Linked DNA regions of Mus musculus: regions 2, 3, 4, 5, 6 and 7 are each linked to region 1. A link is a loop called in an ENCODE intact Hi-C map of the cell type or tissue named here. Cell type or tissue: heart. All regions are shown on one strand. Region 1 has its middle 4.9 kb from the start of Gm31871. Region 2 overlaps Ets1 (E26 avian leukemia oncogene 1, 5' domain). Region 3 overlaps Ets1 (E26 avian leukemia oncogene 1, 5' domain). Region 4 overlaps Ets1 (E26 avian leukemia oncogene 1, 5' domain). Region 5 has its middle 72 kb from the start of Kcnj5. Region 6 overlaps Ets1 (E26 avian leukemia oncogene 1, 5' domain). Region 7 has its middle 22 kb from the start of Gm3331.

Region 1 (4,000 bases):
TCTTGAACTCTCTTTCCTCCACGGTTGTGTAAGTAAGCCTGGCTGAGCTTGATCTGCAATACTTGCCTCGTCCTGTTAGCCCTGCACTGAGGCTTGGCCTCCTGCTGTAGTGCCCCTCCAGACAGAAACAGCCTGGACACTCACTGAGAACTCCCTCTCAGCAGCCAGTGCCCTACAGGCCTCTTGCTGGCTTCTTGTATTTTCCCAGCCGAGTAGCTCAGTTCAGCTGATCGTGCATCTCACAGATGGTTGTGAGTCTCTGGCGTCTCTGATTCTTTTGGATTACCAACCTGTTCTCAGCCCCACCTCCCGCTCCCATGCTCCATTCAACGGGCAGTTGTCTGAATGGCATTGTCAATCCTTGATTCTGTGTGTTCATCTTTCTCAATAGAGCAGTACACTGTTCTACACGCCTCACCCAACTTGTGCGCACGCGCACATCATGGATTTTTGCACATGACCAATGACTTGAACCCTGAAGCCCAGCTCTGCAATGCTAATTGCTGCCTTTGGTCCCACACTTTAGGAAGCAGAGTAATGATAAACGGAGTTTTCAACTCTATTGACTTTTTTTTCACAACTGATTTTCTAAAGCTGTTGTGTTATTACTGAAATGCTTGGTTTCCTAGCTCGGCTGGCACCCGACTCTTCTCCTCAGCTCCCTTTCCCGCTTCTTCTCAGTTAGACCTTCTTCCATGCCCTTTTCTGTGTTGATTAAACTTCCCCCACTTGCTTCCAGCTTCCTTCTGCCCCGTCAGTCCAAGGACTTACGACGTTACTCATTCCCATTTTCGGAAAAGTGAGACTCTCAGGGTTATCTTTCAATTGTCTCCATCTTTTCTTGCTTCGTTCCCATTTAGCTTCTGACAGTAGAGCCCCAAGTCTTTCCAGCAAGTTTCTTTGAGGCTGGGCCCCCCAGGATCACAGAGACCCCCACTTTTTCCCAGAAAAAAAGGCTCTCAGAAGCTTTGTCTTTGCTCTACCAGATGAACATTTTGGAGATCTGGGGGCTGGGGGTCTAGGGAAGGTCACGTTTCCTTGCCTGGAGCCCTTGAACACCCTGGGAGATTTTGAGGCCAGGAGGCCACTTGATTTCTTCCTGGGCTGGTGACAGTCAGGTAGTGTTTAAGGGGCAAGCAGCCAGCTCGGGGAGTTGTGAGCTTTGTCTAATTTCCCAGCTGTAAATCGACTCAGCTGCTGAGGTTTGGAGGAATCCATTACTATATCCATATTGGTCCTTAACGTGCAAAGGGCTGTTTACTTTCCTCTGTGTTCACACTGTCTGTTCAGGTAACAAGAGGCTGAGCCCAGCCCCACAGAGTCAAGAGCAGTCCCCTGACTCCCTACACAGTTAAGGATTTACCCGTGTGTAATGGCTGAACCTTATTTGAGCTGGGGCATAGCTTGATGATTCCATTTGGGGACATTGTTATGGACATTTGAAAGTAACAAAGATGCTAGAAAGAAGTCCAAGACTCTCCTCTGACACTTGTCACTTCTTATGGCTCAGTTGTCCATCACAAGGTGCACCCAATATGACTGATGAACATTAGCTGCCCTTAAACATTTTAAATGATTTCAAGGAGAACCGAGGAACACTATTGTTAACATCCAATTAATTCACTTGTTTTTGTTTGTTTGTTTTGTTTTTTTGTTTTTTTTGTAATTTTTTTTGTTTTTTTGGGTTGTTTTTTGTTTTTGTTTTTGTTTTTTTGGTTTTTTTGCTTTGTTGTAAGTCATCTCTGAACTGGATTCTAATAGAACCCAAAATCCCATGGGATGAGGATAGAGATTTTTTTTCCCACCAGCTTTAGATGAAAAGAACTTACCTGCCTCCCTAGACTGCCCTTGTGGTCATTACTGCACCCAACAGTCTTGAGCAAAGAAGTGACAAATGGTGTCTTAACAGAGAAGCCAAGGGTCTCTGGGAGGGGCGTAGCCAACCTCTTCCTTAGTGAGGGTTCTGAAAGCCCACCTCACTCATGTTCCTTATTCTCGGAAGAGGAGAGCTCTGCTTTAAACATCATCAGGAGGAGGAGCCTTAGAAGCGCAGAGGAAACCTTCCCATACCACTGTTCCCACCTCAGCGGGAGCCCTGTCGTGTGTGTGTCCCCCCCCCCCCCAGCATGCGTCCTCCTTAGACCTCGGCACACTCTCTGCTTCAGTGCTCCAGAGAAGCTCACACAGCGCCTCTTCTGCCAACGTTCTAGTGCTTATATATGGGGGCCCCCTCTTCGCTGCAATGCCACGCTCTAGCATGCATGATACCCTCTCTTCTGTAGTCATCTCTAAACGTCTAGGGGGAAGGGTTCGTGTCTGCCCATCTCTGTCCTTAGCAGCTCCTAGGCAAAAGGCTGGGCGACCAGGAAGGTTTCTCTTAACTCACGATAGTCCAGAACTCAGAAGGCAGAAGAGACTAGGAGGGGCTGCCTATATGCTGGCCTCTGTTTTTTATCAGCATCTCAGGAGGAACGGGTAGTTGGCTACATTGTACCACGTGCATATGGCCAGCAGGGGTCGCTACAAAGCAGAGTTCGTGTCTTTGTCAAGGGATGGAGCCAGTCAGTAGGAGGAGAGAGGCCTTTAGCTGAAAGAATGTTCTTGCTTGAACTTCTGTTCTAAGAGGTCTCTTTCTGAAGAAAAAATGCCCTTTAAATGTGGCTTCCCCTATCCACAAAGACGACAGACTTTTCAGCTCTGTCCTCCTACCCCAAACTTACCTAGCCTTTTCATAAAAATGCACCATGCCCAGAGGGGCTCACTTTTTAAAGAAACACGAATAGCATATCTAGGTAGGAAGTGCTTTCGGAACTGATTGCCCCCTCCAACTTCTGAGGGTAAATACCAATAAGGAATTTTGAATAATAAAAAAATACTAAGAATTTGTAGTTAGGGTATATTGATATATATATTTTTAAAGTCAGATTTGGACAGCATGCAGACTGTCCAAATATCATTTACTGGTTTTTTACATTGTCAATATGACATTTCATTCCTGTATTCTTCCCTCACGATGAGAAAATATCATACACCTGTCAGACAGCATTATCAAAACAAGAATAAACATTGTTGAGGGTATGGGCAATTGGAACCTTTGCACTGTTGATGGGGATGCAGAAAGATGCCGCTGCCATGGCAACCTAAAACTAACGGAGACCCAGGGAAGAATCTGCTCCAGGGCCTTTTCCCAGAGGAGCTGACGTCAGCATCTTGTAGAGAACTAGCACTGCATTTTCATGGTTCTTACAGCATCGTTGACAGTGGCTAAGGGGTGAAAAATAGCCTAACTATTTTTGACAGCTAAATAGAGCAATCAAATGTGGTAGATACTTACAACAAAATATTGTTTACCTTTATCAATGAAAGAAGCCCTATTGCACGAGACAGCACAGATGGACCCAAGGACCTGCCTCTTCTGGAAATGACCTATCAAGAACCAGAGTCTAACTCAAGTTCCTATTAATTATTTTATGCCAGGCCAGCCACACTGTTTCTTCTTTGCTCTCCCAGCAGAAGGGCAGTCTGCCAGTGAGCAGGAGTCCTATGCGCAGGGTTGTTGGGTCTCCAGGCCATACCACCCGGACTCAAGCCTGCCTGTGCCAACTATGAGATGGGGTAACTATCAACTCACCATGGGCCTGGTTTCTTGTTGTTATAAAGTAGATAATAATACACCATAGATCACAGGGTCTGTGAGAATGAAATAGTTCGGTGCATGTTGAGAGCAAATAAATGGCAAGGAGAGAGAGAGAGGGAGAGAGAGAGAGAAAGAGAGAGAGAGAGAGAGAGAGAGAGAGAGAGAGAGAGAGAGAGAATAGACAGCCCCCCACCCCCCCAGACATGGCTCTGTACACTCTTCAGCCTGGCCTGGGATACTTTATCTGTAGTAACTGGGTGTGTTGTTATAGTTCTCTAAACACTACTGTGTAACAGCTATCTACACAGCGGTTACGTTGTTTAAAGCATTTGGAACCGGGTATGGACTTTACTCTTTGAGAGG
Region 2 (4,000 bases), 160 kb after region 1:
AGTCTAGTCAAAAGCCCTACGTGAAAGATGCTCATAAGTTAGGTGCTGGCTGCGTGCTTGTCAGAGCTAGTACAGACTGACGCTCACTTATGTCTCCCCGAGAGTTACAATAGACCAGACTGGCCATGTTCGTTATCCCTAAAATGCAGAGGATCCTCTCCCCAGAAGTTAAGTTAGTCCCAGAGATGGACTGCCAGAGTTACATACAGAGTCTGGAGACTCGGGCTTATAGTGTTACTAATCCGTCAACTCATCCTTCTCTCTTCTGCCTACTTACCTGGGTATCAGAGCAAGGTGTTTCTTTTAAGATACTTACATAGGTTAGGGGGAAAAAAAAACTTCATTGGTTTATAACACAATGCTTACTTTCTACCCCTGACCCCAGCTGAGATCTCTCTGGTGGCTTCTTAAAAAGTCTGTTCCCTAGAAAACCCCAGGAGGGAAAGGCTGTAAAGAAAGCCACTTCCTGACTTGAGGCTCACTGATGGGCTCTGCAGGCTCATGTGCAAGCTAGGTTGAAGTGCGCACGGCGCGACAACATCTGTGGTGGGCTTAGAGGCAAGAGGCTGCCTCTGAACTTTAGATTATAAACGGAGGCAGCCCCTTTAAGAGAATGGAGCGGTCTTTTTTTGCCTGTTGCCTTCCACCCCCACTTGTGGACACTTGAATGCACACAGGTGTGCAGAGCCACAGCAGCAACAAAGGTCTTTCGTCATACATGAAAAATGTGTAACTGCCTTCTCCAGTCCAAGGCAAACTAGCCCAGTGAGTCTCAGTGAACACCCAGGTGGGGCGCCCAGCTGGCCACTTGCTGCCCTCTTGACCCAGTGGCCAGTTTGCCTGGGTCTTGGTGGCTAGGCAAGGTACCCCACTTCTCAGTACTGGTAGACCACGTAGACCCATGCTTGTGCAAGCACTGGGGAAGGTAGTGGGGGCTTGGCCGGAGCAGGAATGATTAGAGAAAATGCATCACGTGGGAATGAGGAGCTAAGTCTGTCTGTGACCCAGGTTTCCCCAAGCCAGGTCGGTTCCTAACTCTGCTACCTCTCATGGTGCGTACCCACTCTTAATTAGCGGGTGCTTTCATTCTCATTCTGAACTTACAGTAGTTCAGTGGTTATTCCATAAAGATGTTTTAAAAATTACATTGATATGATTGATTTTTAAAACCATCTCCCAGGTTTATACTTCCTGAAAGTTGCCACATGAAAGTTGATTTCATTCTTGGAAGCATTATTAAATTTTATCTAGGCAGTTTACAGCTATTCCTTTGAAAGTTCTGTTTTGACAAATGCCTCTTCCGCTATCTTTCACTTTTCTGCACGATTTCTGTGTTTTTCCCAGACTGCTCGGCTCTGACGTTCATTCCTCAGTGTTCTCTCCTTATGACTGCCATTTTTCTCTAAGAGAGGCCTAATGGACATCTGTAGATTAAAGACAAGCAAAATTGCTATTCCATTTTAGGAACAGGAAAACGAAGCCCAGGGAGTTTGAGTTGCATTATCTTTCATTTTCACCAGGAAGAATTAAAATCAAAGTTCTGTATGGGTCACCATCTGTGCAGGCTTTATGTGTATATATGTCTGCATGCATTTGTGTGTGTGTGTGTGTGTGTGTGTGTGTGTGCGCACGCGTTTGACTTTCTGGGTTTCTGAATTATTTTTCATCACTGTGTTTAGCAAGTATAACTTTAATGGTCTCATTAGTAGAGTTTATATTCTATTCACTACTCTTGATTTGTAGGCTTTGACACAGGGCCACATTTATAGAGTACAGGATAGTAGGGACTTACTAAATCAAGGCATTGTGGGAAGACTGTAGAATACACCATATTTAGGCCACGTTAGAGGCCAGATGGGATGGTACAGTGGTACCAGAAAGCCACAACTCAGAAGAAACAGGAGGTGACAACTCTAGGCATAGAACTGAAGTAGATATCAGACAGCCTTTGCTCTCTCTTATCAAAGTTCTCTCCAGGCCTTGAGAGCCGAGCTACAGAGCAGTGTCATCCTCACACAGGCCCCAGTGCAGCTCTGCACAGGGTCCAATACACAGCAAGAAACTGCTGGCTGATTTCTATTTAATTGGCCCCTCAACACCATGACTTCATGGAAACAATAAGATTCTGGGATTGTTTGTAAATGACTTAGAAGGGTGTATGAAGACTCTGGAGTCACCCACCCCATCGCAGAGACAGGTGCTCCCCGGGGTATAAAAAGGGAGGCTATGCTGAGCAGACGGGTCACTTCCGGACTCCAGTGTTCTGTTTTTGCTGTCGCCGTTGGCTGTGGGCAGAGACACCTGGCTGGAAGGGAGGGGCCAGCCAGGCTTATTCGCTGTTTTAGGGCCACCTGCCAGATGTGTCTCAGGGCAGAGTCAGCCCCGTTGCAAGGGTGCTCAACCATGAGAGTTTCATAGGTTAAAATAAATATGCCATTCCTATCCACACTGAGGTATTCAATTTGAATTTCAGAGTAGAACTAAAGAACTTCAGCTTCTTAGAGCGCCATGAACCCCCTAAGGACAAGAGGTGTGGCTGCTTTATTTTGGGAGTGTGTTGGTACAGCATAGCCTGGGTGTCATCCATATTTTGGCCCCAAATATAATTTAATAGAGAGATGCCTTTAGGTACCTTTCAAACCTGTATGCTTCCACTCCCCCCCCCCCCCCCGAGGATTATGGTTTTGGCAAAAGCATTCATTAAATGTTGAGGTATCATGGCTGACATCACAAACGTAAGAGTACCAACCTGGAGGCATTTGATAAAACACATAGTGTTAGAATTGTTAGCAGGGAGGTGTGTGCTGGTCAGGTGTTGTCAGAGGGCCTCCATGGAATCATATACATTCCAGTAATAGGAAACACAGTGAAAGTGGGAAGATGGGCAGATGGCTCGGCTGGCAATGTGCTTACCTCCCAAGCACGAGGAATGGAGTTTGACCCTCAGATCTCTAGCACCTACCTTAAAAAGCATGGCACATTGGTGTGCTTTCGACATCTAGTGCTAGGAAGGAAAGGTCAGGGAGATTCCTGGAGCTCTGGCCTAGCTAGCTAGTTAGCTCTAGTCTAGTCTGTTTGGACTTCCAGATCACTACAGCAGTGGGTGGCTTCTCTCAGACACCTGAGGTTTCTTTTCCTCTATATATGTGCACATATGTGTTCACCCACACAGCCCCACAGAGGAGCGATGTAGGGATAGTTTAAAAAGAAACCTTGGTAAAAATAGGAGCAGTCTGCCAGGACAACAGCTGTCTGGTGGCGACTCCATCCATACGAGCTCACGTCTTGTGTTAGCCTCTTACCAGGGCCCAGATGATAGATATGAACTACATTTGAAGTGGAAATGTGGATGGAGTAGAAGAACCTGATGTCTAATCTTGCCTCCTCTACTGCCAGCTTTGAGTCACTGCCTTGGGCAGGTAGTCTGCAAGCCGAGAACACAAAATGAATGAGGGTGACATTGTCAAGTGTGAAGGGTTGCCATAGTTGGTCTTGCTGGTGCAAACCTCCAATCTCAACTACTCAGGGGTATGAGGCAGGAGGATTACAAGTTCAAGGCCATCCTGGGCAATGGTAGTGAGAGCCCGACTCAAAATGCATGGATGCTTATATGAATAGGTAATTAAATAGTTGAGAGCATGGCTCAGTCTTAGAAAACTTGCCTACCACGTGCAAGGTCCTGGGTTTAGTCTCCAATTCTGTAAACACCAACAAGAGAAACAGAAACACTCAACCAGACAAGCCAGACATTTGTGCATGTGCACGCACACACTTCAATAAGGTTTATTTCCAGCTTACTTCAAGGTTTAGCCTCAGAGTCAGTGACCAAAACACAGGAGACCTCAATATTCAGTCATCAACAGAAAGCATTAGGCCTTGCAATTTCTTGATAAAGATGAGACATAAAATGTGACCCAGATGAGCAGGGATTTATGGGAAGCTGCCTCTGATTTGTGGCCTCTCTCAGGTCCCCTGGAGGGTAGCAGGCTTGGTGTTCTTT
Region 3 (4,000 bases), 120 kb after region 1:
TTTAGAAGCTTCAGAGCCTTCAGCAGATTTTGGGTACTTATTGAACAAAACAGCAGCAGAGTATCAGTGAGAGTGGGCCCTGGTGAGTTGTTGTGGCTTCAGAGGAGCTCTGGTCAGCAGTCATGGCTTGCAGGCATGCCTCACACAGTGAGTGAGCAATGAGTGAAGATGAAGTAAGGCTCTGGTTGCTCCAAGCTGCCTTGCTGCATAGGAAAATCGTATTCAGCTACGTGTGTTTCCGACTCAGCCCAGTTCTAGGGAAGTAGTATGTGGATTAGGGAAGGCTGGTGCAGGGCACATACTCCTCTACAGAGCCTACTCACACCGTGTTTGTGGGTCTCCCCCCAGTTCCTGTTCCAACAGAGTCTAAATGTGATTCATCTCCTTTAGTCATTAGTGCCGGGTTCTTAAGTTTGTCGGGTGGATTCAGTCGTGCCACTGGTTGCTTATCTTGTGTTACACAGCCATTCTCCTTTTCCCATGTGGCAGATGAGAACTAATCATAAGGAAAGTTCATGTTTAGGTTTCTCAGCACCCAGGGATCTCTGCCCTTGGGTGAAGCGACTCCCCAGTGAAGGCAGGTGAGATAGCCACGGCTGAGTGCTGTGTTCTTACTCACTGATTCGTCCTAAGGCCAATGATTTAGCTTCCCGGAGCCCTGCTTTTCTGATCCTTACATGAAGATAATAAGAAAGCACACCCAGGGCTGTGGCAAGGATTAGAGATAATTCCTCTAAGATACATTTTTTTCCTCTTTAGACCACACCACAGGGTCTCAGGAAATGGTGTCACCATTATCTCAGCCCACCGAATTCTGTACCAGTTCTACTTCGCTGGTCACACTGTTCCTACTTCAGCGGTTGTTAAAACTGTGGTTGCTGTTAACCTGGTTACAGAAAATTTTCCACTTGACACCCCTTTAACCAAGTGCGCTAGAACGGCCCTGTGGCTGGCTCTATTATTTTCCAGTCCCTCTCTTCAGACATTTACCTTATCTGAGTTCAGGCATTGACCGAGTTTCCAGCTCCAGAGCCTTCTTTTCAGACACTGTCCTTCGAACTGCAACAACTTCTTAGAATGCCTGCCATCGAAGCTCAGATGATTTCCATTGTCAAGGCACTCATTTTCCTCCGGGACTCTTTTCTTTTTGGGGCAGCCTTAAGGAGGAAATCTACTATCAGAAATCCCAATGGTCACTTGCAGAGCCAGGCACCCCCCCCCTTTACCGTAGGTGTGAGAGTGTAAGTGTAGGCAGCGAACCCACCTGACACAGAAGCAGCCTGCTATCCTTTCCCAGGGTTCTTGCTCCTGTTCCCAAAGAGGTGCCTGCTGGACTGTTCAGGCTCCTGCAGATTTCCCCTAAAACCCATGCATCTCTGGCCTTCACCAGTTGATTGCAGCCGACGATTTACAACCAGAATCCAGCACCTAGAAAAGGGGATCGTGTGTCTTTAAACAGCTGTGCGCCAGTGTGTGTAAATGTGCTTGCTAATCCAATGACTAATTCAGTATATTATAAAGCAGCAATGAGCCTGCTGCCAAGACAGGGCTCTATCCCAACTGGAGGGTGTGTAAGGCTCAGAGAAATGTTTCTGAAGCACGTTCTCTCTGTCCTTTCTTGCTCCTCTGAATTTCACCGCGTACGTTCCCTGAACCAGAGTCCCTCCTTACCCTCTTGATTTCTGTCTGTCAGATATCTCCATTCCTCTTTCCTCTCCCACCTCTATGCCCTGCTTCACTCATCGGGGGTGGGGGCCCTGGGCCATGTGAGTAAGGGCTAGGGAATCCATCAGTGTCGGATTGGGGCACTCCAGGGGACAGAACTCATTATCCCTCTTGAACATTTTGCCAAGTGACTGCCAGTGTTGTCCCTGTGTTGTGACAGGTCGTGCCTCAGTTCTCAGTCTGTGATGTTCTGTTGATGTCGGTCTTCCTGAAATTCTGTTGTATTTATCCCTCTTCCATCAACTTCTAGGGGTTGAGAGAGAAAAACATTTAGCCAGTGGGCGGGGTGCAGAGTATAAGGTATACTTCCTTCTGAGGGTCTTTAAGTGAGGGCCTGGAGAGCCTCCTCTGGGTGTGGCGAGGGGCTGGGAAATGAGAGGGATCTGGGGCCTCTACATAAGTGTTCCCAGACATCACTGACACCAGGTGTTGGCTCTGGACGTGGACCTTGCCCAGTCTCTCCCACAGTGTCCAGCTGCCATCAGAAGCATTTCCGTGTGTCAGAGGTGGGTGTTGGAGGCCCCAGCATCCCTCTGCCTTCCCTTCTCAGTAATTGGTTTCGTATTTGTCACCTTGGTTTCCTCCCATCCCAGGACATCTGCAGTCTCCTTCCTCTTCCCCTTCCCAAAGCTTCTGGAATCCAGCCACATTGGTCCCTCACTGCAAAGCCTTGGTCACTCTGGAGTTGGGAGTACTGCTTTTTGTGTATTTAGCAGGATAGCTTTGTCCCACTAGAAGGGGAACGCCCAAGTGGAGGGTCTATGGCTGTCAGTCACCAAGGTGTTCCCATCGCTCTGTGAGTCAGTAGCTGACTTCTGTCTTTTAAGATAGAGTTCCTATAGTAGAAGTTCAGTGGCTTTTAATACATCCATAGAGTTGTGTAATCATCACAAGTACCTCAGTCATTTCAAAACGTTTTCAGTGTCCCCCAAAGAAGTTCCATGCACACCCCCAGCCTACAGTCAATGCCCATTGAACAAAGGCATGCTGTCCAGGAAGGGCAGGGTCCTAAGGAGGGCTCAAAGCACACATCTGACTTGAGTTCTCCATCTTCCAATCTCTAGGGGCCTACTTCCCACTTGCCTCTCCTCAGCACCCAGGCTCTCCACTCTACTCTGCAGGCTGGCTTGCTTAAGCCTCTCAGTGGAGTAACCCCGGAACTGCTGGCACTGCTGGGTGGAGGTAATAAGTGCTTTCCCCAGATGCATGCAGACAGTTAGGCCCAGGGAGCTTGGGCTGTGGTGGCTGCAGTTTCCTAATGGCTTCCTGATGAGACAGAGCCAGTTATTAACCTCGGATGATGAGGCCTGCGCATACGGGCCTCTCTTTCCCACCTGACGCAGGCGGATGGAGAGAGCGGCTTCAGCTCCTGCCCCCTTAGCATTGATCACTTTTTCTCTGCTCTCCAACTATTGGTCTGTCTAGCCCATTGATCTGAAGATTGGGTCTGCCTGGTGACTGGGTCAGCCTCTTGGGTTTGTTGTTAGAGGTGCCCAGAGATGTCTGCTCTGGGCCTGTGTGGACAGGACTTGGAGGCAGCAGCGTGATTGTCAGTACACTGAAGTCTGGGCGCATGGGGCTCTTATAAGAGACCCAGAAGGAAGAAACCTGTGTGGCTAAAAGGGATCAACTAGGAGAGATATAGGAGCCCTTAAATCTGTAGATTCAGCGCTCCAGATGTGTTTGCTTTTGGATGAGAGGTACTTGAATTGCTCCAAGACTTCAGGCCCTTTGGGCTGAAACAGACAACTTCATTCACCAGAGGGAGGCTTGCTTCACAAGCTTACACTTGGATATTATCTCCTGGGTAGAGCCGTGTCTCTGTGATGTTCACTGTATCTTGCCCATTCTGTTTGGGCACCACAGGACTGAAATGGTAATGTTGGAGAGGCTTCAAATGGCACAGTGACTCTTGATTCTCCTGTCAGTGGTTTTAGATACAGATCTGTAGATCAGACATTAACTATGTCCTCCCTGGCCCTGGTTTGATAAGAATGGCACCCTCTGTTTCCAGAGCTGCTGTACATTCCAGTGTCATGCAATCAAACACTGCTTGTTTAATGATCACTGTCACACACCAGGAACCTCTCTCTCTTGTGTGTGAGGGGGACGTCTACAGTTTGGTGATTGTCACTCAGCCCTTGTAAACTGCAATGGGAACAGGTAGCAGAGGGAGCCATAATATGTACATTTGTATATGTGTTGGCTTTGTGGATAGTTGTCCGCTGGGGTTTCTGAAGAACTTAGGGAGAAATGTTGCTCCAGAATGACACTC
Region 4 (4,000 bases), 78 kb after region 1:
TGTGTGTGTGTGTGTGTGTGTGTGTGTGTGTGTGTGTGTGTAAAACAATAATCAGAACGACTCCAAAACCTATCTACATTTTATCAGGTCAAATTCTTAGCACAAGAAATGTCATTGCTCCAACATATTAAAATATATAATTCACAGGAATTATACAGGTGAAACCAAAGAGACTGGGGGTAATTTCTGGGAACTAAGTGCAATGCTTTGTTGTGGTGGTTGTTCAGTGTGCTTCTGACTTATGGTAAGTGGCTTGTAAAGTAGTGGGAAAATAAAGCAAATATCTGCTTCATCCCGCAGCAGGAGGGAACAGAGATACGGAGTGCAATGCTGCTCTCAGGCAGGGGTGTGCTGTGGTGGGTCGAACAGTGTAGGAGGCTCTTCTCAGGTCCTGGGACAGGTTGAAATCACTATTCTGCTGACTAAGTAGCATCTATGCCATTGTTCCTTCCCTTTTTGATACCTTCATCCCTTCAAGGGTTAAAAACAGTCAAAAGCATAAACACACTTTTCAGCTGTGTATCCATTGCATGAAGAGGTTGGGAAGATGATGTGCCTACACAGTGGTTAGACTTCAAGACTGGAGATGTAAGAATATGAAAAAAATTGAGCCATTAAAATTGTGAACAAATTAGATTTCATCTCTATAAGAAGACCCACATAGCCATGCCTAGGTTTGTATCATCTTGAATACTATTATTGTCACAAGCCTTAGGGTTTTTATTCACTGAATGCAACTCTGATGACACTTCCTCTTGTTACAAGTTGAATCTCATTTGTATTCCAGTGTCTCTGCACACTTGCTCATAAACCCAAGGTGAGAATGTCGTTTCTTCCTAACAGACATAGCCTTTCTCTTTCTATTTTTTCTTAAATTTATTTTTAAGTCTTTACATTAATTAATTAATTAATTCACTTTACATTCTGATCGCAGCCCTCCCTCCTCCCATTTCCTCCCCTCACACATTCCTTTCCTCCATTTCCACCTTCCCTTCACCTCTGAGGTGGGGGTGGGGCACGGAGAGCATGTCTCTAGGATGTACCATAGACCTGAGATGGGGAAGGCTCCAGGGCGTCTATGGTGACTCTAGCTGAGATTCCTAGCCTCCTGACTCCTAGACTCTTCTGAGCCTGAAGTGGCCACCTCCTTTAGCTAGGCAGGACTCCCAGTGGAGGGATAAAGACACCAACCCATCCACAAACCTTCAACCCCAAAAATCTGTCCTGCCTACAAGAAGTCCAGGGACAAACATGGAACAGAGACTGAGGGAACAGCTGACCAATGAGTGGCCTAACTTGAGATTCGTCCCATGGGTAAGAGCCTTTCTCTTTCTTAACTGAGGAGTACATTACTACAAGTGGGGGTGATAATCTTATCTGTTTTTCTTGCCAACACTCTGAGAAGTTAAAATGTTTTGACTTCAGAGCCCGGGAGACAGATTCTGTGAAATATATGAGTAACTAGCAACTCACATGTCCTCAGCCTTAAAATGTACAGAATTCTTAGCAGTATGATAGAGCTCTTTCCCCCGTAGCTTGCGGTTCCAAGACAGAAGCTCGGGTTGCCTAGACTTGTGGCTTTGGGGTGGGAATAATAACCATCCTCAGAATGGCCCGACATGCCAGCCATTGCAGTTTGGAACGATAGGCTGCTTCCATGGGGTCTGGCTCCCTACCAGTGGATGGTAATCTGTTTGCAAATAGAGGCAAGAGCTCCCACTTCCCCAGGCTCCCTCTGATGGAAAGATCTGGCAAAGAACCTTGAGTCTTTCCCTGTCTGTCCCTTGCCTTGTGAGCTGTCCAGATGAAGGAGCTGCAGGACCTCTTTCTGGGCTGTGGTCCAGTTCTCCTCGGCGATGGGTTGTTTTTTGGAAGGCTATTGTGGGTTTTCTTTTAAAGAAGGAAGATGAAGATGTGGATGAACGAATGATTTCTCCAGCTGTGGCACTTTTTTTTCTTTTTTTTCTTTGGTGGAGATATGCTGAATAAAAAGAAAGGGAGAAAAAAAATACTCCATTTTTTTCCTCCCATCTTCTTTCATCCTATTTATAACTTCTGTTTCCTTCCCCTCCTCCGACTCATGGCTACTTCCCACCCCTGCTCTGCCTCACGTCTGTGCTCTCAGAAGGGATGAATGGACTTCTTTTCCAAGGATTACACATCTGTCAGTGACTGGAATACTGACAGGAGGGACCATCCATGAACACCCAGGCTTGCTCGTAGCGGCCTTCATCAGAGTATTGTTCCCATTCATTCTCGAGCGGCAGAGGCCGAGGAGGAGGAGAGGAATGGGAAGAAGGGAGGCCAAGAGAATAAGGCTAAGGCTTAAATGGAAAAACTCTTGCTAATAAGTGGAAGGGAGAGTCGGGAACCAGGAAAGCAAAGAAGAGACGAAAAGGAACAGAGGGGGAAAACTGAGATGTGCAGAACTGACAGAAAACAGAGATGAGGGTTGGTAGAGATAGAGATGGTATTGGGAAAAGATGATGAAAGATGAATGACAAGGGACAAAGAATCGGGGAGCCTGGAAAAATGACAAGGGACGGAAGAGAGGAGAAATGGCGTGAAAGAGAAAAACACACGATTCTGAGGACATTCACTACAGCTAAAAAGGGAAGTCACATTTGCATGCAATTGCCTGTGCAGCTGTACGTTGCTTCACAACGATCTTGCAGTCATCATTTTCTTTCATTTTTTTACCTCCTCCTCCCTCCCTATGGCCCCCTCCTTGCTATCAGCCTGGAGCCATTATGGAGAGCCAATGGGGGCCAAGGGCTTGTGTTCTGCATGAATGAATGGGCCCTTTCTGTTTTAGCTTCTCATCATCCTTCTGTCAGAGAATCTTGTGAATCAATGGAGCTCCTTACACAAGCCAGGGCTGTAATGTCTGTTACTGTTTATAGTCTGCCTGGAGTGCAGCCCACTGACCCTGCCTCTTTTCTGTTCCCTTCATCTAGTCTGTCCCTCAGCTACAGCACCTCTCTCTCCATCACCATAGTGAGAATGATTGTGTGTGTCAGGCTCCTGCACCCAGTCTCTAACTCACTAAAATGTTGCTGTCGTGAAGCGTTAGAGCTAGTTCCTGCCCACAGCCTTGTTGAGAAGCGACAGGGTCCATACAAGCCATTCTCAGAAGAAATAGAAAATGGAACCCAGTCCTGACTGGAGTCGGGCAAAGCTTGACTCTATCTTGGTCCTATTGGGAATCAGAAATCAGAAGCCAGAGAGCCCACTCCAAAAGGAGACAACATGACTAAAGTTCAGCCGTAGCCGCCAGCTGTCCACATGTGACCTCAGCCTCTTTGTTAGGGCCATCATGACTGCTCATAGCATGTATCAGAAAACACAATACTCTGCTCCCCTTCCAGAGCACCATCATTTTTTTTTTCCATTCCAGGTAGTATGTTTTTCAAAGGCAGCGATAGATTTGGTCTTGATTCATCCCAATTTTTAACAGTGGCATTTTGATCAATATACACTCGTGTCATACACAGGATCCTGCCGCTTCGCAATGTCTTGGAAAAGAATTCAGAGATGGTCCAGGAGTAAGGAAGCCGGGATCTTAAAGGAGGTCACCGAGGTTTATAGGAGATCGTCCTCACTGTGTGACCTTGGGCAACTTGATGATGATTCTTTAGCTTGGTCTACAGGCAGTGGCAGTAGCAGCAGTAGCCCAAAGAGGAGGAGGAGGAGGAGGAGGAGGAGGAGGAGGAGGAGGAGGAGGAGGAGGAGGAGGAGGAGGAGGAGGACTTAGAGATGTAAGATTTAACTCTTGCTTTGGACTCATTAAACTAGAAACGCCAGAATCTGCTGAGGCACAGGCTTTAAAGCCCTACTCCAAGGTTAGGCTGAGGAATTCTTTTGATTTTTTTTTCTAATACATTTCCAGGAGCTGCCCCTGTTATGGCTGCTGGAAACCCAGAAGTCACACTCTGAGAATCACTCAGTTCCTATCTGTGAAGCTTGAAGCATGCCGGCATACAGTAAACATGATGTGCAT
Region 5 (4,000 bases), 320 kb before region 1:
AAGTTAGAAAGACAGGTTGCTTGGAGGTGAGACAGACCTTCTCTCAATACACACCCCCTACAAATCATTTCTGAATATAGACAGTGAAGAGGAAAAAGATCTCTTTTTTTTCCCTAGGCATAGCAACTTCGAGAGAAGAACAAAACAAAACAAAACAAAACAAAACAAAACAAAACAAAACAGGGCTTAGATAGTTTCAGCAAACATAAAACCAATATGCCAAGAAATGACGACATTTAGATAAATGAGAATTAGTTCCTGAATGATCTACTTTATCAGAGCTCCATTGGTGCTGCACCTTGTGAGGTAAATCTCCAGGTACCCCAAGACCTACAAGAAATTTCTGAAAGTTATTGTCCTGACTGTGGTTCATAGTTTCCTGGAACTGCTAGCAAGTCCGTTACTGTCCTTATAAGTTCTTCGTAATACTGCTTACTTAATTGTGGTGGGAAATTGGTCTCTTCTATTAGCACTTATAACTATTAGGAGGCTGAAAGGTATGATTTTCTGACTCTTCAAAGAAGCTAAACATGCAAGGAGTGGCTTCCACGAAGCCAGGAAAAGGCTCCCAATACTGAGCTCAGAATCACAGGTGAGTGGGCCAGGACAGTGCCTGGTTCTATTACAGTTTAAAGGTTATCTTAGTTCTCTGGACTGAGTCCCACTTTAGTTTAGAGAATGTGGCTGACTGTGTCCAGAAAAGTTTAGAGAATGTGGCTGACTGTGGTCCAGACAGGTTTCCTACCTTCATGCCTCCTCCATCCCTTAGCAGCACACTCAGCTCCCCTGTGACCCCCACCCCAGGAAAAATAGACTTGAGAAGGTGGGATATGCTATTCATGGTGTATATACAGCTCTTAGAACAAAAGGATTGTGCCTTTGTATGAGGGACGACCCTCAATGGTAGAAGCAATCAGACGTGTCTTTTCAAACTGCGGTTATTGCTCAGGGACACAGTGCTTACCGGCAGCATACACAGGCCACAGAGGTAGCTTCTTGTCCAGCAAGGGTGTTGTAGGAGAGACTAAAACACTAACTGGGTAACTGAATCAAACTTTTCATGCCTCCTACATCTCATGGGATGTGTAGAATCCTAGACTTACATCAGTGTCTCCTAAAGGTTATTTGAGAGCTGTCTGCTGGATGGTGAATGCTACTGTGCCCTCTCCTGGAGAATTCTTCCTCTTTATTTTATCCTCAAACACACACACTAAATCCAAGCTCACTGGTATGGCCCAGAGAATCTGCCTCTGATTCATTGTCTTTGAGATTTCTGATTCACAAGTCACGGGAGGCCACCCCTTCACAGAGACACACCAGACAGCCTCCATGGATTGCCCCCACAGCCTTCTTAATTCTTTAAATACCACTTCCCAGAAGTTACTTATTGAGTTAATGACTGTGTCTGTTTGTTTATAAGCTTCATGAGAGCTTGACACAAAGTAAACTGCCCCTGGCCACAAACAATTTGTTCAAACGTGCTTACTGAAATGGAAGTAGGACTTTGAGGAAGCCACTAGAGGGTGCTGTCAGCACACTTTTTATTTACGAGTGCCCCGATTACTAGAGCCCTGCCTGTGGCTGACTATAGAACAAGTGGTTCAGCCGCTGATCTTCTGGGTCCACAACTTCACTCCACTTGTTTACAAGAGCAGATTTAAAAAGCAATGGCCCTGAAGGGGTTGAGAAGTGATTGCTGATAAGCACTGTTTGGGAACTGGGGACCCTGTGAGTTCCAAAGACCTTCATGTATTGAAATTTTAAAATGTCTTTTATTGCTGTGTTTTATAAAATTTCACAAAACGTTCAGACTCCAGCTTCTCCAGTTTCATGGACTCTTAAAGACTCCGCAGCATTTGCAAACCTCCATGCACACCAGCATTCTTGCAAGGAGTTTAAAATGTAAATTTCTGTGCTTGTTTCACTGAACTAGTCTCTTCATGGACCACAGAAACTGCATGACTACATTATTAGTGGAGCTTCCTGGTTGATTCCATCCCTCAGGACCTAGGAGCCATTTTCCTGAAGAAGATCTTTCCCTCCAGCTCCCTGTTAATACCTGGTGGTCCTGAACTATAGCCAACAGTATAGCCAGTGCTTCTGAACAGCACTGTCCAAACTTTGTTTCAAAGAACCTTATTATCTCTGAAAGTTTCCCCAGTCTTCCAGAAGATGGCATGATCATAGGTTAAACAATTTAGTCTGTTTGCTCTGCTGCAGAGTTTCTTAAAAATTCATACATTCTATGCCATGACTTTCAAGTGCTTAGAAAGAACACATCACATTGGACCACAGAACACTTTGTCCATAGGATATTTCCCCAGAATGTATTTCTGGGAAAGTTTTCTAGTCGAAAAGAATCTAGACTAGAGTCAGAAGACCATGTTTGGTCATAACTCCTTATTCATAATTCTGTGACTAATTACACTATCTCACTCCACGTTAAATTTAAGGGCACCAACCCTATGACAGGAAACTCTACCTCCTTCAGGTTCCACAGCTGTTTCTGCAAAGGGGGACACTGACCTGCAGTCGGGGTACCACAGAGTCACCCAGGAACAAAGGGAGGATCCATGAAAAAATGTTCTGAGAAGCGTAGGCTGCTGTCTTGGTCTGTTCTCTGTTACTGCAATATGATACCAGAGACTGGGTAATTTATAAAGAACAGAAGTTTGTTTGCTATTTTGGAAAGCTAAAATGTGCCATAAGAGCTCAGCGCAAGTTGGAAAGCAGAAAGGTGGGTGGGCATGTACTGAGGAGAAGAAATGGAAGAAGGGCCTTACCTTATAACAACCCATCCTGTCAGACCCCTGTAGGACCAGAACTGTTTCCCAGAGACCTCAGCTGTCCCTAGTGAAGGTGGATTTTTCATTATCCTCTTGGCAGGCTCCACCACCACTCCATGCTTACACTGGGCACACAGCTTCAATCTGCGTTTTCTCAAGGTAACCCATGCTCAAACCATAGACCATATAAGTGCAAGGTGTGTCCAGCGGATGTGAGAACTGGATTAGAACTCTGTGGAACTGAACATTTCCCATCAAGGACAACTGCCATTGGCAACCCAAGTTTCCTGTACATAGATAATTAGTTTTAAAAGTCAAATCAGATCACCAGTCTCGTTGTAAAACAGCAGCAGCCGTTCATTAACCCAGTGTCTGTTGCCTGGGGTAAGCTTCCTTTGGGCACTGTTTCTGGCATTTACAGCCCATTTCCGAACACAGCTGGTTCTGAACTTTGCCATTTAGAAGTCTGGTGAGTCTCTGGTAAGGAGCAGGAGAACAGTATTTGGCCAATACCAGGTCAGCACACACCAAGTACCCTGCCACACACACAATCACTGTGTTGGTGAGCTTTTGGTTCCTATAACAAATACTGGTGCCAATAACTTACTGAGAGGATAGGACTGTTTTAGCTCACAGTTTTATAGCTCCATCTGAATCGATTCATGACTGATTTGTTCTGTTGCATTGAGGATCTGTGACAGAGTGTGGTTGAGTTAAATCAGGGACAGTGACATACTAGAGTCTCACAGTTTAGTTCTCCATGGCCTCCCAATAGCACCAAGGAAGGGCCCCAGCTCCAAAGTATATTACTCACTCTTACACACACACACACACACACACACACACATGTGTGTGTGTGTGTGTGTGTGTGTGTGTACATTCACCTGCACACACATGCATGAAGAAACATATACACACACATGCACACACACGTATGTGTACATGCACATCGCATGTACTTGCATGTATGCATGCACACACATGCACTAACACATGTGTACATACACAGCGCACGCGCGCACACACACACACACACACACACACACACACACACACACACACACACAAAGCAGTCCGACATCTCAGCCTTTCCCATCTCTGTTTCTCTGCTCTTGCCACTGTGCAAACCCTTTCCTCAGTGTTCCATGCTTTCTGTCTGCCTGTTACTTCACCTCCCAGAAACTGTGCAACAGTGCATTTCCTGTCAACATTAC
Region 6 (4,000 bases), 110 kb after region 1:
CTCCTAGGTCATGTTCACTACAGGCAGCATACAAGAAGAGGCCCAGAGCAACCAGTAAACTGATAGTGCTTCACTCGAGAAATATTTATTGAAAGTCTGTAATGTCCTAGGCTTGGGGAAAATTGTATGATTTTTTTTTGGAAGGTAAAATATAGCAACGGCTTTTAAACTCTGCAAGAATGTTTGGGGAAATCTACTTGTGTTATAAGGAGAATGCAAATTCCATGTGTCCAACATTAATTAAGTGATCAACAGTCCCGATTGGATGATCAGTGTCCTCAAAATGTATAAATATCTTAACTGGATCTCTGTCAGTGCTTCTCACCCTACAGTAAGTTCCAACCAGATCCTGTTGTACACGTGGGGCTTGAGATGTATCGAACATTTGCCATCAGAGACGTCCCCATCACACCTTCTGATTTGGATGGACACTAGCACATTTTGAGCTTCTTCACTTCACGACACAGTTAGGGACAGGAAAACCAGCACACTGATGGTCATTGTGGAAGCATTACAAGGACCATGTTGACTCACTGTTGCCAGGGTAGAAAATGCTCCCAGCTGGATTGTGGGAGGCTTCCTTTAGTGTTGCACATGCTTGCATGTCAGTAGTGTTAACTGAACACGGGTTTGCTGGAGGAAGAGGCCTCGGGGAGGCCATGAGGAAGGAGGGATTCTGAGGAAACTGCTTTTGCAAATAAAGTAGAAATTCTCCAGACTTTTCATAAGACTGCCACGTCAAAATGAAAATTCCCCAAATAAACTGTTAGTTTGTCCAGTTCTGCAGACGTCATAATAAGGAGGGCCCAGTCCAAGATTCTGCCTTGCTGCTTATTTGGGCGTGTGAACGTACAATTCATTCATCAACGGGTTCCCTAAGCGTTTCCCAGGCTTGGAAGTGTCTGTTCTTGTCATTTGGAGGCCAGCATTGTTTTCTCATACCTTGCAGAAACACAGCATGGTCTTTGTTCTCCCCCCCGCCCCCCCCCAAAAAAATTGAGGATTATCACATACACATATTTTCCTCTGGTCACCCAAGAAGGGTGGAGACTGGAAATTTGACCAAGACCCAGAGATTGACACTCCATTGCTGCCCCCACTCCACCCCTCGGATTGGGATTTGCTTTGGGAACCCTGTACTCTGCTAAAGCTGGAAGGGAGAAAGCATGCTTAGATAAAGCTAGCAGGTGTGAATAAGTCTACTGGAACAGAAATTACAGTTGCAGGCAAGTGGTAGCAGTTCGGCACATGCTTAGAAATCAGGAAACAGTACTAAGAATAGCTTTCCCTGAGGTTGCTCAGGAAGATTTGTTATGTTGTCTTTTACTCAAAGGTGGACATCAGTGCCTTGCTCCAGTTACATATATACTTCCATGTCCTTGGGTGATTTGTTAATTTATACCAACTCTCTCGATGTATAATGGGTATCTATCAGTGGCAAATTATGGATTACCTCACTCATCTTGTTATCTGGCATGTTGGGAGTTCTCAAATATGGCAAGGACATGCACTGTGATGAACCCCAGAGATTCATACCAGAGTGTTGGTGGGTGTGGTGATATAGGAAAAGATGCTGTTTTTTTTTTTTTTTTTTTTCCTAATAGAGCAGTGTCTGACAAAGCGTTGGCCAATGGTGACACAACTAGAGGAACAGAATAATTAGAAACTCAGTTACAGGTTCTGGACTCCCTGGCTAATCCAGGAGCGTTGGGACTTTTGTTTTGGGGGTCTCCAATAGGTTTGGTTCTGAGCTAGTGAAGTTGATTGAGGTTTCTGTTCATCAATACTGCCCTTGTCTTGCCCAACCATTCCACGGGTGGGATTCTGAGTCAGGTCTAGGCAGGAACCCTCGCAGGACCCCTGCTGTGGAATCCCCCGCACGCGCCCCTCGTTGCGCACCCACGCCTCACGTCCTGTGTGTCAAGCTTTGTGAATGAATGATGTACACGCACTTGGAAAACTATGCTGCTACTGGAGCGGGGCCGCAGAGGGTGACCAAGCCTTCAAGAATGCGTGCAGAATCAGACGGACTTTCCCGAGACTGTGGCAGTAGCCCCGGCATGCCAGGGACAGGCTCGCCAGCCATTCTTAGCAGCGGTGGGCTGAGGCCCTCGCCCCGCGCGCGCGGAATAGCTGGAGCAGCGCCGCCGGGCCAGGCTCGCCCGCCCTTCCTTTCGCTTTTGGGAGACGGGCGGTGATTGGCTGCAGATGCTAAGCCCCGCCCCGCCGCCCCGCCCTCGCCGCCTCGCCGAGTGGGCAGGGCAGCGGCTGGGACCCTGGGCCTGGGCTCGGTGAGGAACGCCCTAAAGCGGAGGCGAGCTGCACTGCGCCAGCGCCGGCCAGCCGTGCGAGCGAGCAAGGGAGCGAGCGCCCCGGACGGAGGAGGGAGCGAGCGCCCGGGACAGAGGAGCGAGCGGGCGGGCGAGGCGCGGGCGAGGCTGGGACCTAAGCGCGCTCTCTGCTCCGCCAAGTGCCAACTTCGCGCGGACTGGCTGGGCGCGCACCTTCCCGCGGGGCGGTCAGCGGGAATTTGAGATTTTAGGGTTGCGCTCTGTCCCCTTCCACTGGGTTCAAAAATCCCCATTAAAAAGCAAAACAACAGTTACAGCAAACTTACTCTCATCCCGCCGGCCCCCTCAACTCCGGGCACCATGAAGGCGGCCGTCGATCTCAAGCCGACTCTCACCATCATCAAGACAGAAAAAGTGGATCTCGAGCTTTTCCCTTCCCCGGGTGAGTGGCAACAGTGAGGCCCCCACCCCAGCTCCGGGTCCCCTTCTGGGCTGCGCTGCTCCCTCAGGAGCACTGGATGCAGAAGCCAGGAGGACTGTTGGTGGCCCAAGACCCTTGGCTTTTTTTGGGGGGGGGGGGGCTGGGTGTATTTATTTTCACAGCTGTGTGTTTTGTGACTAATGGGAAAACGCTTATAGAATTTCCAGCTCCCTAATTCCGTTGTTTGAATTTTCCCACATAAGCGAGAAACTTCTGGTAATATTCCTTAATGTTAGCAAGGGGCCTGACACTGTCTCTAAGATCACCCCCACCCCGTCCCAACTGTGTCTCCCCAGTATTGGAGCTTGATGGGAGGCTCTTGTGAAGTGCTGAAAGGGTGTCTGGCTAGCTGCCCGGCCTACGAGCACTTGCATCCTGAGCGCCCCTGTCATAAGTCCCTTAGAGCCTCACTCCTCTTTTCTAGGTTGAGGGGGAGGTAGTGGGAGGAGAAACGAACAGAATCTGTTTAACTTTGGGAAAGTCTGATTCCTTCCTGGTCAGTGTAGTAACTAGCTTTACTGCCTTTCTATTCTGCCATCTTTTGGCCTCCCGTACCAAAGGTCCTTGAAGAAGGAAAGCATCCCACGACCAGATGTAACTTAGTGTCTTTGGCTCATGGTTTTATTTAGCAGGCTTAAAGGATTTGAAGAAGAGAGGGAGAGTAAAGACATCGAATATTGTCTTAGAAGGAAATTTTAGTGTTCAACAGATGGAGTCAACTCTTGGGGATTCCTGAAGCTAGCAGAGTGCAAAGTGCCTACTTTTAGAATAGGAAGCTGGACTCAGAGAAAAGTGACTTTGGAGGTGAAAGGATCTAGAAAGATAAAGGGAGAAGATGATGCATTTTGGAAAACAATCAGATGTCAAAACACACACGTCTATTGGGTCTGATTATCTGTAACTTTAACTGCTGTCCCTGATCTCTTGCCTCTGCCGTAAATAACTGCATATTTAACCTGTTCTTTAGACTTTCAATACAAGCCAAGATGACGTTTTGACATTCTGATGTGTTTCAAAATGTTAATGAAGACATTTGGGCGCCATCCTTTCTAGAGACGCTCCTGACAGTCAGTGCCGGATTGCTCTGTACAAACACAGTGTGATGACATTCAGAGCCAGGTTGAGCTGGGGGTCTCTCCTAGAGCTGGGGAGACTTCTCAGGCACTCAGAGCTACATATAGAAATGTTGCTATGAAAGTGGGTTTGGGGTGTTCGATGGAGCCAGGAG
Region 7 (4,000 bases), 170 kb after region 1:
GGATACGTGCGGATCAGTTTTCTGTAGCTATCAGAACATAACTGAGGTAAGTAGCAGAGAAAAGCATTTTCTTTGGCACAGAGTTTTGGAGCCCAAAGTCCAAACTTAGTGGCCCTATGTATATGACCTCTGTTGAGGACCTGATGGTGGGGGCATGGTGTTGGGTGGGTGTAGACAGAGACCTTCCCTGATGAGATAGGGAGCCACAGCGATTAGGGGTCAGGCTTGGTATTTTTATAATAACTCTCAAGAGAACTAAGCCGTTTTCAAAACCAGCATGAATCCCCTTTGAGGTCATGTCCTGTCCTAACCACTTTCCACCAGCCTCCATCTATCTCCAAGAGGCTGCACCAGCACACTGGGATGTTAGGTTCAAATCATATCCACACCATGACAAAGCTTTTCAACATAGTGGACTGTAATTCTTTTAACCTAAAGAGAGATTGTGGTCTGTGTTTGGGGGGAAATGAGGGAGAGACCATGGAAGATAGTGGTAACAAAACAACATTCCTTCTCTGAGATGATTCGATTGTCCTTCAGAGTATGGAACCCACTTACATGGCCCAAATGAGTAACCTCCTGACATATGCCATGACACTGAATAAGCTCTCTCCTGGATGAATAAGACTCTATTTCATCCCCAGTGGGCCAGCCCCATTCATTCATTTACATGTTTGCCTGTTCCCTGTAGAATGTGAGTCTGCAGCTCTTACATATATCTCTCCTTAGTTCATGTTTATTTAACATGAAGCTTATTGGAGTCAAGAAACGCTAGTGGAAGGGAGTACAAAAGGTCACCGGGCTCGCCAGAGAGCCATCTGACTTGTAACCCCTTGTTTCTTCCATGTGCTTGCCCTAGGACTTGAAAGACTTCCTTTGAGGACACAGGGTGGTGGCTCACCCTCTGTGGGATCCATAATCCTGGTACTAAGAGGTACACTTCATCCTCTAAACATGGAAAGGGAACAAAGTCTCCTTTTAAGCAAGGATGCTTTTCAACTGTCAAAATCCTCTGTGACCTCTCCTTTTTGGTAGAGTTCGCGCTGGAGGTGGTTGGTAATGTGGTCTGCTTCTACAGAGGCTCTTCTCTGTCTCAGATTGGGAGGATCCTTCTGACGCACCTGGGAGCTGCCTCTAGGACCAACCCTAGCCACTTGGTACCTATCCCATATTGGCTGAATTTACTGTTAGCTGCAAACCACCCAAAGGGATCCCTCCATGCTATAAAACCCCACCTGGTCCTAAAAGCAATGAAAAACAAGACCAAAACCATTCTATGGTACCTGTTGTAATAAGGCAATCATTCCAGGGGTCTAATTATAGCAGGCGTTGATGCACTGGAGAAAAATCCCAAGGATAAATTTGGGTCACACCCATACGTTGAGAGCTTAGAACTCAGGGGATAAAGTGGACCTGTCCTCTGCCTTTGGGCCAATGCCATTTCCTGTTTTACTTTATGTCCCAGCCCCCTCCTATGTTTCCATTTTCCTGACAAATATGTCTGTCCTGGGAAAGCCACTCTTCAATGGCCTGGCATATCTCTATGTGCTGACGTCCAAAATAACGATAGCAATGAACATCTGCCCACAGCAACAAGAGGAAATCTACAATGGCCAGGTCTTGTGACACGCTCCCAATTCCCAAAGCCTGCAGGGAGTTTACAGACCTGTCTAATCTCTCCTCTCTGTCACTCAGGCTCTGATACGCCTAGCCACAGCACTGCACAGGGAACTTTGATGTTGAGTTGACTCTGGTCACTCCCTGTGATAAGACATAAAGAGTCTAGGAAACTTTCAGCAGCCACTTGTGGTAATTACTAAGGTCAGAGATGGCCAGTGTCTTCTCTATGTTGTCTGCTTGACACACTATCAGTTGAAGCCATTGCACCTGAGCTATTCTATAGCAGGCAATTGTAACATTTGTGTAGGCAAATGTGAAACTACAGCTTATTCTTTGAGATCCGTTCCCAAGGTGTACCTGCAAATAACAAGAGAGCATTGACACTTGAAAAACTGACACCGGTCTTCAGACGGCCAGACCACCAGTGGTAACAATTAGTAGCTTGGTCTGAGATTGCTTTGTCAACTCAAGACTCCTCCAAACTATGGAAGAGAGATGGCAATAGGGACTTTCTATGTACTTTGGGAATTTTGTGCACTGTTCATAAGAAATGGTAGCTGGCCTCACAGATCTCTGAGACAGAAAGTTCAAGACCTAATTCAGAGATGGGGGTGTTGCTCAGTGATGAGTGAGCACTTATCTACTGTACACAAGGTCCCAACGATGTGAAGAAAGGGAGGAAGGAAGGAAGGAAACAACACAGCCCAACCCCAACCCCATCCCTAACAATTGAGAGCCTGTCTCTCTTCCAAGCTACATTTTAGGTCAGTCTTGTTCCATAATTTCTGACTTCCCTGTCAATAGAAGATTCACAAAGTCGCAATACACAAAGAAATGTGGTCCTTTAATTGGAGACATATACACACATCTGTATGTATTTTGTATATGAGTATTATTTGCATCTTAAGTAGATAAGATGATAGACAATGACGGGTGTTTGGAGTGGCAGATATGTGTGCATGTATCTGCTTTCTCCAAAGCCAAGTTTTCAGAACAGTAAAGTATATCCGTGCCCTGGTGCCCAAGGAATTTAAAGCCCCTTTTATGCCCCATCACAGAGCCCTGGAGGAGGGTTCGAGTGTGCCACCGGCATGATACTGGCAGCACATGTTCATTGCTTTAGGAACCTGTGTGTTTAGCCTACTTGAAATTCCACATCAGAACTCTGACTACAGATTCCAAAGAGTCTTCCCTCTGCTGCTGTATGTGATGATCCAAATCCTGAAGCCCAGACAACAAAGACAAGAATTAAAAACAAGGGGGAACACATAACTGAGGGAATCTGGGAGCATTCCAGTTTCCTCAAATCATTCTGTCTGGGTCTTGCTGGCAGCTCCTTTCTCCTCTATATTGAGTTGAAAGGTCTCTTTGGGAAACACAACAGTGTTTCAGGGGTGTCCAATCTACAATTTCATCACAACCATTTTGTCTACAAATGTCATGGTCAATCCTGTTATAAAGAAACCAAACAAACAAAAATCAAATTACAAAATAATCACCCCCAATCTTACAATGTTTTAAACTTATAATTTTTGGAATGGGACACCTTCATAGTTATTGTATAGTACATTTGGACTGTGGACAGTAGGTTAGACACTCCTAGAAGAGTGATAGCCAAGAGTCAAAATGTCAGAAGTCTGATTCTACAGTTTTAGAATCCAAATCACCTTAAGTTGACATTATACAATCCCTTCAGCTAGGCAGTCATGATTTCACAGGGCAGTGGAGGGTACATGACTTGTGTCCTCCAACTATCATCCATTGGTGACAGAACTGGTACAAGAATGCGAATCCTATTTTACTCCAAGTCCTCCCACATTCTTCTTCTCTACTTGGATTATTCTCATCCAATTTCCAGGTAATGCACCCGGCTTAAGCTCATTTCTAGAGGATTCGCTGTTAGTCCTCATTATTATTTGTATTAGCTGTGATGGATTCAATACCCTGCTAAATGCTGAGGTCACCTAAGGAATGGATGAGAATCCCTCTCCAGTGAGATTGACACTGGCTTGATACCAAGAACAAGAACCTGAAGAGGTCTGTGGTCTGAATGGGTGAGGATGAAGCCAGCCAGGTGGGAATGGGAGAGGTTGAGGTACAGAGAAAACGTGCAACCTGCGAGAGAAACCATAACTCAGAAGGACAGAGCAGAAGCTGCAGAAGCAGAGGCTGGGGTGGGGTCACAAGAGATGGGCGGGAGGTGACCCTGTATGGTGGGCCCTGTGAAGCACAAGGTAGAGTCTTGGCACTCTTCCTACTGACTTAGCCACAGCTCCTGCGTTGTGCTTAGAAAGGTCACCCTGTCTCTACATGGCAGATCAGAGGGGACAGGTTGGAGGAAGGAGAGGAGTTGGAACCCGAGTTAGCTCATCTGAAGAGA

The links. Peaks named below come from ENCODE experiments on the same cell type or tissue, not always from the same donor. Only the 100,000 strongest peaks of a DNase experiment are listed, where the experiment ranks them.
Region 2: a loop joins it to region 1, with 2.7 times the contacts of the local background. A loop is called at or near these places in 8 of 42 quality-filtered maps.
Region 3: it touches region 1 in a loop (3.0-fold over the local background); 6 of 42 quality-filtered maps call a loop at or near these places.
Region 4: it touches region 1 in a loop (3-fold over the local background); 9 of 42 quality-filtered maps call a loop at or near these places.
Region 5: a loop joins it to region 1, with 9 times the contacts of the local background. A loop is called at or near these places in 15 of 42 quality-filtered maps.
Region 6: it touches region 1 in a loop (6-fold over the local background); 12 of 42 quality-filtered maps call a loop at or near these places.
Region 7: a loop joins it to region 1, with 4 times the contacts of the local background. A loop is called at or near these places in 3 of 42 quality-filtered maps.

What each region holds. Positions count from the first base shown.
Region 1 is chr9:32,587,596-32,591,595 of GRCm38, forward strand. No RefSeq gene overlaps it. Among named protein-coding and RNA genes, the nearest start is that of Gm31871, 4.9 kb to the right of the region's middle. In heart, a CTCF peak has its summit at 2,501 (motif pointing right); a DNase peak (open chromatin) is centred at 2,516; H3K27ac peaks cover 212 bases.
Region 2 is chr9:32,745,571-32,749,570 of GRCm38, forward strand. All of the region lies in intron 8 of Ets1 (E26 avian leukemia oncogene 1, 5' domain), which reads left to right. Among named protein-coding and RNA genes, the nearest start is that of Gm3331, 36 kb to the right of the region's middle. In heart, no CTCF peak of the experiment used is centred here; a DNase peak (open chromatin) is centred at 2,221; H3K27ac peaks cover 300 bases.
Region 3 is chr9:32,709,683-32,713,682 of GRCm38, forward strand. The region is part of intron 3 of Ets1 (E26 avian leukemia oncogene 1, 5' domain); the gene reads left to right. Among named protein-coding and RNA genes, the nearest start is that of Gm3331, 71 kb to the right of the region's middle. In heart, no CTCF peak of the experiment used is centred here; DNase peaks (open chromatin) are centred at 1,460, 1,768 and 2,319; H3K4me3 peaks cover 454 bases; H3K27ac peaks cover 1,429 bases.
Region 4 is chr9:32,665,566-32,669,565 of GRCm38, forward strand. The region is part of intron 3 of Ets1 (E26 avian leukemia oncogene 1, 5' domain); the gene reads left to right. Among named protein-coding and RNA genes, the nearest start is that of Ets1, 31 kb to the left of the region's middle. In heart, a CTCF peak has its summit at 1,759; DNase peaks (open chromatin) are centred at 1,796 and 2,146; H3K27ac peaks cover 489 bases.
Region 5 is chr9:32,270,697-32,274,696 of GRCm38, forward strand. No RefSeq gene overlaps it. Among named protein-coding and RNA genes, the nearest start is that of Kcnj5, 72 kb to the right of the region's middle. In heart, a CTCF peak has its summit at 1,507 (motif pointing right); no DNase peak of the experiment used is centred here.
Region 6 is chr9:32,693,733-32,697,732 of GRCm38, forward strand. All of the region lies in intron 3 of Ets1 (E26 avian leukemia oncogene 1, 5' domain), which reads left to right. Among named protein-coding and RNA genes, the nearest start is that of Ets1, 59 kb to the left of the region's middle. In heart, a CTCF peak has its summit at 2,317; DNase peaks (open chromatin) are centred at 559, 899, 2,249 and 3,119; H3K4me3 peaks cover 2,438 bases; H3K27ac peaks cover 2,334 bases.
Region 7 is chr9:32,759,264-32,763,263 of GRCm38, forward strand. No RefSeq gene overlaps it. Among named protein-coding and RNA genes, the nearest start is that of Gm3331, 22 kb to the right of the region's middle. In heart, no CTCF peak of the experiment used is centred here; DNase peaks (open chromatin) are centred at 1,588 and 2,268; H3K27ac peaks cover 1,590 bases; H3K27me3 peaks cover 255 bases.